Linked DNA regions of Homo sapiens: region 2 is linked to region 1. Evidence: read pairs that join two places in POLR2A ChIA-PET (ENCODE). Cell type or tissue: GM12878. All regions are shown on one strand. Each heading gives the region's core, and the rest is flanking DNA. Links, peaks and the distances in the headings are about the cores only. Region 1 has its middle 13 kb from the start of EIF1. Region 2 holds the start of STAT5A (signal transducer and activator of transcription 5A).

Region 1 (4,382 bases), core at 114-4,113:
AGATTGGTGGAAAATTACTAAGAAGTTTTTATGCTCTTTTACCCCCGTAGTTCAATGAGTTCCGAATTGTTGTCCCATGACTGAGAAAAATGAGGTACATGGACAGCAGAGAGTGAGTAAGGCAGAATAGAATTTATTGAGGGACAGAAAAGCTCTCGACAGTGAGAGGGGACCCAAAAATGGGTTGCTGACCACGAGGCTGATACATTATAATTAGCATATAATAAGCAGTAAGGACACCAGAGGTTGGGTTGCTTTCTTTTTGTTTTTTTTTTTTTTTTTTTTTTTTGAGACAGAGTCTTGCTCTGTCGCCCAGGCTGGAGTGCAGTGGCACGATCTCAGCTCACTGCAACCTCTGCCTCCCAGGTTCAAGCGATTCTCCTGCCTCAGCCTCCCAAGTAGCTGGGACTACAGGCACGTGCCACCAGGCCCAGCTAATTTTTTGTATTTTTAGTAGAGATGGGGTTTCACCGTGTTAGTGAGGATGGTGTTGATCTCCTGACCTCGTGATATGCCTGCCTCAGCCTCCCGAAATGTTGGGATTACAGGCGTGAGCCACCGCGCCCAGTCCAGAGGTCGCTTTCATTACCATCTTGGTTTTGGCTGGCTTCTTTACCACATCTCGTTTTATCAGAGGGGTCTTCGTGACCTGTACCTTGCAAAACCAGTCCTGTGGAACTCCTATTGCAAGACTATACAGGTTAATGGCTTAACTCTACAATACTACCCCACTTCATTTTAAAATTTTATCTATCTGTCTGTCTATCTATCTATCTATCTATCTATCTATCTATCTATCTATCTACTTTTAGAGACAGGGTCTTGCTCTGTTGCCCAGGCTGGAGTGCAGTGGTGTGATCATAGCTCACTGCAGCCTCCAATTCCTTAAGACTGTCCCACTGCAATGCCAGCCACAAGTCTGCGCTTCACGTGCTTCTGGCCAATGGTTATAAATCAGGAGTTCCCACAACCCCTCCTTGGATTTGATAGTTTGCTAGAATGGCTCACAGAACTCAGGAAAACAGTTGAGTTACCAGGCTGACAGCTTATTATAAAAGAATACAACTAAAAAACAGCAGATGGCTGGGTGCAGTGGCTCATTGCTACAATACCAGCACTTTGAGAGGCCGAGGCGGGCAGACCACTTGAGGTCAGGAGTTCAAGACCAACCTGGCCAAAACAGTGAAACCCTGTTTCTACTAAAACTACAACAATGAGCCAGGTGTGGTGGTGGGCACTTGTAATCCCAGCAATTTGTAATCCCAGCAACGGGCTGAGGCAGGAGAATTGCTTGAACCTGGGAGGCAGAGGTTACACTGAGCTGAGATCGCACCACTGCATTCCAGCCTGGGAGACAGAGTGAGACGCTGTCTCAAAAAACAAAACAAAACAAAACTCAAAACAGGCAGGGCGCGGTGGCTCACGCCTGTAATCCCAGCACTTTGGGAGCTTAGGCGGGTGGATCACAAGGTCAGGAGATCAAGGCCATCCTGGCCAACATGATGAAACCCTGTCTCTACTAAAAATACAAAAATTAGCCGGGTGTGGTGGCGGGTGCCTGTAGTCCCAGCTAGTTGGGAGGCTGAGGCAGGAGAATCGCTTGAACCCGGGAGGCAGAGGTTGCAGTGAGCCAAGATTGCTCCACTGCATTCCAGCCTGGCAACAGAGCCAGACTCCTTCTTAACAACAACAACAAAACAAACAACAACAACAACAACAACAACAAAACAAACCTGGCAGGATGGAGGAGACGCACAGGGTGAGGTGTGGAGAAGTGTGGGGAGCTTTGACGTGCTTTCGGGTGCACCATCCTCCCAACACCTTGATGGGTCCTTTGGGTTTTTATGGTGCTTCCATTATGTAGGCATGGTTGATTACATCATTGGCCCTTGGTGATTAAACTCAATCTCAAGCCTCTCTTCCCTCCCCAGAGGCCAGGAGGTGGGGCTGAAAGTTCTACTTCTCTAATCACATGCTTGGTTCCCCTGGCATCCAGCCCCCCTCCTTAGGGGCTTTCCAAAAGTCACTCATTAACTTAAACTCCTGTGTGGTTGAAACAGGCTTGTTTTGATAACAAAAGATGTTCCTTTAACTTTTGTTGCTCCAGGGATATTTCAAGAGCTGGGGACAAAAGACAAATATTAATTTATTATATTACATTAGGGCTCTGTGCCAGGAACTGGGGACCAATATCAAACAACTTTTCATATCATATCTCAATATCGCAATGCCTGTTGCATAAAAAATTAAAAAGTCGCAAAGCAACCAAAAAATCACCTGTTAAATCAGTCACCACCCAGAGATGACCAGGACCCATTCTGGCCTCTTTCCATCTGGTTTTGTGTAGATTTATGAAGACACCAAATTCTTTGAGGCTCCCTTTGCTCTGTGCTGTGTCAGTCTGTGTGCAGTCCTCGGCAGCTCTTCACAGTCTCCCCAAAGAATTCATTTTCACTTAAAACACAAGTTATAACCGTAGTAGGTTTATTGCTCGATGTGCATATGGAAAGCCAGTAACTGAGATACTGGGTTGTAGCAGAGAAAGAGGCTTAATTGTAGGGCTGCTGAATGAGGAGACCAGAGGAAACCTCAAATCCATCTCCCTGAGGAGTTTGGGGCTAGGAATTTTAAGGGTTTTGGAGGGAACTGATCATTGATTGGTGCAAGGTGAATTCACCTACAGGGAAATGAAGAAACTGCATTCTTATGCTAATTTGATTACTCCGTGGGAACCTTCAAACTGGTTGGCATCAGCTGTTCCATTGGAATTCAGGATTGGAGAAACATCTTCAGCAATTTTTTTTTTTTTTTTTTTTTTTTGAGACAGATTCTCACTCTGTCACCCAGGCTGGAGTGCAATGATGCAATCTGGGCTCACTACAACCTCCGCCTCCCGGGTTCCAGCAATTCTCCTGCCTCAGCCTCTCTAGTAGCTGGGATTACAGGCATGCACCACCATGCCCAACTAATTTTTGTATTTTTGTAGAGATGGGGTTTCTCTGTGTTGGCCAGGCTGGTCTCAAACTCCTGACCTCAGGTGATCCACCCACCTCGGCCTCCCAAAGTGCTGGGATTATAGACATGAGCCAACACACCTGGCCATCTTCAGCAATTCTTAAACAGAAGTCTCATGATTCTAATGTCAGAGATCCTATCTGTAGGAACATGGAAATGCAGATGTTCAGTACTGAGTGTTAGGTGATTTTAGGTTACAAGGAACTGGGCCAAAGAGCAGCCCGATTAATGCTTAATTATACCTGTATTCCTATCCAGAGTTTTTGTCAAACTTGTGAGGACAGCTTCAGTGTGAGTGATGTAAACTTTACTCAGTGACCCCTGAAAGAGGTGGGGGAGGGCATTTACACACACACACACACACACAAATGCACACACACCCCATATCTCAAAAGTCTTAACTTGCTTAGATCCCTCTTGACCTCTCTATGGGGGTTGCTTTCTCCCATCTAGAACCTGTTTTGTTGGCTCCTTCATCTCCTCCTTTGATCCCCTCCCAGTTGCAGACCTTCAACTTTTCTGTCTCTGGTTTTGCAGGTCAGTTTATCCCTGCTCCCTGCTTGCCCCCAAATGTGTACAGCCAAGACCTATTTCAGTACTGGGGAAAAAAAAAGAGGGTTGCAGGTTTATAGAACCTCTAGAGAGCAGGAGGGGTTAGAAACATCCAAAATTTTCCTTCTTTCTTTTTTTTTTTTTTTGAGATGGAGTCTTGTTCTGTAACCCAGGCTGGAGTGCAGTGGTGTGATCTCGGTTCACTGCAACCTCTGCCTCCCGGGTTCAAGTGATTCTCCTGCCTCAGCCTCCTGAGTAGTTAGGTTTACAGGCGTGCGCCACCACACCTGGCTAAATTTTGTTATTTTTTGTAAAGACAGGGTTTTGTCATGTTGGCCAGGCTGGTCTTGAACTCCTGGCCTCAAGTGATCTGCCCACATTGGCCTCCCAAAGTGCAGGGATTACAGGTGTGAGCCACTGCATCTGGCTGAAATTTTTATTTTTATTTTTAAATTATACCTTTAAATTGTAGGAGATCAGAATATGCCACCCCAAAATATGACCATAGACCGGAATATGCTGCCCCAAATATACTTCTTCAGCATAAGGATTATTTTGAACTGATTTTTTTTAACAAAAAAATTTACAGTTAAGGGAACAAACAAGTTAATCGTGTTTAATGAACAGACCCAGGAAATGTCCTGATGTACCAATACCTTAAGAAACAAGGCCGGGCACGGTGGCTCACGCCTGTAATCCCAGCACTTTGGGAGGCTGAGGCGGGCAGATCACCTAAGGTCAGGAGTTTGAGACCATCCTGGCCAACTTGGTGAAACCCCGTCTCTACTAAAAATACAAAAAATTAGCCGGGCGTG
Region 2 (4,382 bases), core at 158-4,157, 610 kb before region 1:
CTCCACAGACATCCGAGTCTAAAAACATTCTCTGTCCTCCCAGGCTTCCCCTTTCCCAGGGGCACCACCCCTTCCGCACAAAGAAGGACAGGCAGGACCAGAGTCACACCAAACCACCATGAGTAAAACTAGAGGCCAAAGGGCCTGGATGGTAGGGACCCTCTGAGGAGGGGCAGGGCGGGACGTGCCTACCATGGCTGGCTCTCAATCCACTGGGCCAAGTAGTGCCGGACCTCGATGGGGAAGTGCTGGCCGTACAGCACCTGCATCTGGCGCAGCGCGTCTCCCTGCAGCTGCTGGGCCTGGATCCAGCCCGCCATGGCCGTTCACCTAGGGCGAGCCGAGCGCTGAAGCGCTCTCCTCTGCAGAGGCCAAGGAACCGGGCCTGCCCCTGGCCTTGCCATGCCTACCTATCCCTGGACCGCGGCCAGGCCAGGCCCCTCCCCTCCCACAGATAGCTTTCCTGTGCGGGAACAGAGATGGTGAGGAGTGGAGGGCCGCCCATCCCCTCCAACAAGGAACCCGCTGAAGGGGAGGGGAAGGTGCTCTGCAGAGGCAGGTGCCCTCCCCGTCTTCCTCTCCCCTCGCCCCACCGGAGCTTCCCTAGTGAGGGGGACGGCCAGAAACTGAAAGAGAAACTTGACGGCGGGAGGCCCACAGGCCCCCTGGAGAGGGCTGCAAGGATCCCCCAGCCCACCTCGGGCCCGGTTTCTGGGAAGGGGAGATATTCCAACCCGAAGTTAGGCCAGCGCCACGACGGCTCCCACTCGACGGCTAGGGCTTTTCGGGCACGTGGCTGGGGCTGTTCAGGAGACAGGGCTGAGGACTTGGGCGCTCCCCTCTTCGGCTGCTCCCCCATCTGTGCACTAGTGCCTCCCCGGGTCCAGCCCGACAGGTGCTCCCTCTCCGAGGCGTGCCAGGACGGCGCCCTCCCTGGCCTCTGCCTTTCATCCCCGACCCCTGTCCCCACGTCCCCCCGTCCCTCGTCTGCGCTGGGCCAACTCCCTCGCAGTGCCGGGGACTGATCCCCGCGCTGCGCCCGGCCGTCGAGCTCCGGGTGCCGGAGGTGCCGGGGCGGCAGTAGAGTGTCCCCTCTCGGCGCGCCGCCGAGGACGCGCCACCGGGTCACCCACCTGGTGGGGCCGCACCGTCCGGCAGCCGGGCCGGCTCTGCGCCCCGCGGCTCTCGCTCCCGGCCGGGGTTCCTGGCGGCGGCGGCAGCGGCGGCTGTTACTACAGGAAGGAGCGGAGAGCAGCGATTTCCTCCTCAAAGGTCAGCTGCCTGCGATAGACCATACACAGCGCGCGAGCCCGCGCCAGCAGCCCTCCCAGCCCCGCTTGCTCCCTCCCTGCCTCGCCCTCAGTCGCCGGCTCCCCTGCAAGTGCGCAACAGCGGCGGCCGTTCCCGGCGGGCGGCGCCGGGCGTGGGGGCTGCCCCGACGGCGGGGTCCCCCGGGAGTCCCAGCAGGCCCTCGGCGGCGGCTCCCAGGGAGCGTCCCGGAACCGGGGCGGGTCAGAATAGCCGGGGGAATGTGGTTGTCGGGCGTTGCCGGGAAATCCCGGGCTCTGGAAATCCCAAACCTGGGCCTCAGTTTTCTCATCCGCAAAAAGGGAGGAGGGAAAAGTGGACCAATTGGCGACGCCTTCCAGCTCTGGCGCGTGTCATCTTTTGAGCCCCTAGATTAAAAAATAAATGTGTGGGGTGTGTGTGTGCACGCGCGTGTGTGCGCATGTGTGTCTTGGGGGCCACAGGTTTTGTGACCTCAGAGACAAAACTGTAGAGAGGGGAAGAACTGGGGATTCTAGTGAAGCCAAGATCACCCCCACCACCGCAGCACCTCCCTCCTTCTTTTACTCCGGCCATCTAAACTCAACCCTGACGGAGGAACTGGAAAGAATCTTGGCAGTCATGTGTTTCAGCCCTCCCCCTCTCCACAATTTTGCAGGTAAGAAATGGAAGTCCTGAGAGGGAAAGGGGCTTGCCCGGGGCCACCCAGGGCCACACAGTAGGCACGTGGCCTCACCAGCCGACTGTGATCCATAAACTAGCCAGCGCCCCCGTTCACCCAGCCTAGTTACTTATGAGGCTGGTTCTACCTTCAGAAAAGTCCAGGGAGGGACCGTCTTGAGTCCTCCTAACTTCGAAACTCTCTACAGGCCTTGCCACAGCAGTGAATATCCTGTCTAGAGCCTCAGTCCCCCTCTCCAAGAGGCCCCTTCCCACGAGGCCCAAGGGGTTTGGTAAGGTCGGGCTGGACGCCTTCCATCCCCTTTGCCCAGCTTCCCTCTCCTCTGGGCCTCCCCTCTGCCTGGCAGCGGGTTGGCAGCACCAGAGGAGGGGCCAGCCCAGCTGCCCACTCACAGCACAGCTGGGCCAAGACTGCATGTTCTGTTGGGGGGGGTGCATTCTCATCTGCCTCCCTCCCCAGCTGCTTCTCAGAGCTGCCCTTTTCTCTCCATTTCCACTCTCCTTTCTTGCCCCTTACTACCTCTCCCAGTTTCATTCTTTTAACTTCAGAGGAAAAAAAAAAAAAGAACTTCAAAGCTGCAGAAGCCAAAATGTCTGCGTTCTCCCCACCTTCTCTGTGTGGTCACAGTGTCTTAGTTGGCAGGATCACGAGGAAAGGAATTGAAAACTCTAAGGGGGTGCATGGAGGATGTAGGGAAGCCTTGCTTCCCAGATGCTCTGCAGGGGGCCCCAGGGAGGAGGAAGTATAGTCCCTCTCCTCTCCTTTCCCACTCTGAGCAATGGATTTGGCAGGGGAGGGTCAGACACAGAGCTAGGGGGTCAACTGGAATGAAAGCCAAGTGCCACAGCTGGAAGTGACCATAAAGATGATTTTACAAGTGGAAAAACAAAGGCCAGAGAGGGGAAGTGACTTTGCCACCGTCATGCAGCCTGTCGGTGGCTGGATACAAACCCATTGCCACATTTGGGTGGGTCCCACTTGGCACCTGTGCCCTCCAGCAGTTCCCTTCAGGCAGGTGTGGAAGTCAGTTGATGGGAGCAGATTCCTCAGGTTTTCAAGTCCTCTCACCCAGGTCTGGAGGGCAGAGGGCCACCCTTGCCATGCACTGACATCTGGGCACCTGATGGGGTGGGGGTGCCTGCTTAAGAGAGGGGGTCCTGCCTGCTCTCTTCCAGGCAGCCACCTCTCTAGACTTCTCCTCCAGGGCCTGCAGAGGCCTGTTGCTCCAGCAGGCAGCCCCACCCACCAAACATCTGTCTTGGTTGGGCCGGGCTTGGCTTTAGTGTGGGTAGTCCTAGGTCCTAAAAAGCTAGCATTGAGGTGCCAGAGTACAGAATGGGAAGGATGGGCCTAAAAGGGTGTGTGGCTGTGTTTTCAGAGCCCTCCCGTGCCTCCCACCCTGACCCTGTGCCCAGTGGCTGTGCCCTTGGTTGACCATCCCTCATTTGGTCTCTGACTGTAAGGCCCCGAATATCTGTGTCTTTCATTGCACATTTCCCCTTCTGGGTTTTTTTTTTTTTTTTTTTTTTGAGATGGAGTTTCGCTCTCGTTGCCCAGACTGGAGTGCAATGGCGCGATCTTGGCTCACAGCAACCTCCACCTCCAAGGTTCAAGCGATTCTCCTACCTCAGCCTCCCGAGTAGCTGGGATTACAGGCATGTGCCACCACTCCTGGCTAATTTTGTATTTCTAATTTTGTATTTTTAGTAGAGGCGGTGTTTCTCCATGTTGGTCAGGCTGGTCTCGAACTCCCGACCTCAGGTGATCCACCCGCCTCGGCCTCCCAAAGTGCTGGAATTACAGGCATCAGCTACCATGCCCGGCCCCCACTCTGGCTTTTATTCTCTCTGTGTCTCTCCCTTGTCTCCTTAGGTCTCCATCTGGTTCTCTGATTCTGTCTGGGTTTCTCTCCATTTCTTCAGGCCTGTTCTCCCTTTGAGATGCAGTGGGGAGGAGGAGGAGCTATGGAACTTTCCCAGGATGGGCAAAGGGCACCCAAGGGAGTAGAGGGAAGGGTGTCAGAGTTGGGTTGGGAAGAGGTGACTGTAGTCGTGGCTCCAGATAACACAACTACCCAGAAATGTCAAATTTGGGGTTTCTTTTTGCTTTCAGTCCCCTTGTTTGTCCCCTTGTGTGGGTGATTTCCCACCACAAAGTGCCCTGGTGATTTTGGGGAACCAGGCTGTGGAGGAGAAAACTGAGGCCACGGGATGGGGGTTCAGGAAGATCAGAAACTGTCAAGGGTCTGACTGAGCTGCGGTCCGAGGCTGGCCTCCTTGCCCCTAACTGCTCTTCACCCCCAAATCCAAGTCACAGTATTAGATGGGGAGTGAGGAAGGATTTTAGAAATCTTACAGAAATATATTCCCCAGGCTAGGTGCAGTGGCTCACGCCTGTAATCCCAGCACTCTGG

What was found. ChIA-PET counts read pairs that join two places held together with the same protein. Peaks named below come from ENCODE experiments on the same cell type or tissue, not always from the same donor. Only the 100,000 strongest peaks of a DNase experiment are listed, where the experiment ranks them.
Region 2: POLR2A ChIA-PET joins it to region 1 with 7 read pairs; 2 of 35 experiments call an interaction of 5 or more read pairs at or near these places.

What each region holds. Positions count from the first base shown.
Region 1 is chr17:41,674,146-41,678,527 of GRCh38, reverse strand. No RefSeq gene overlaps it. Among named protein-coding and RNA genes, the nearest start is that of EIF1, 13 kb to the left of the region's middle. In GM12878, for the core only: no CTCF peak of the experiment used is centred there; a DNase peak (open chromatin) is centred at 1,917; H3K4me3 peaks cover 1,163 bases; H3K27ac peaks cover 1,807 bases.
Region 2 is chr17:42,285,350-42,289,731 of GRCh38, reverse strand. It overlaps STAT5A (signal transducer and activator of transcription 5A), which reads right to left and starts at 1,234. Exons shown (of 19, transcript NM_001288718.2): 1 at 1,134-1,234; 2 at 193-330. The coding sequence starts at 320. It also overlaps a transcript of STAT5B not described here. RefSeq lists enhancers at 171-230, 1,677-2,177, 2,461-2,520 and silencers at 881-1,560, 1,581-1,660. In GM12878, for the core only: no CTCF peak of the experiment used is centred there; a DNase peak (open chromatin) is centred at 1,981; H3K4me3 peaks cover 3,299 bases; H3K27ac peaks cover 2,271 bases.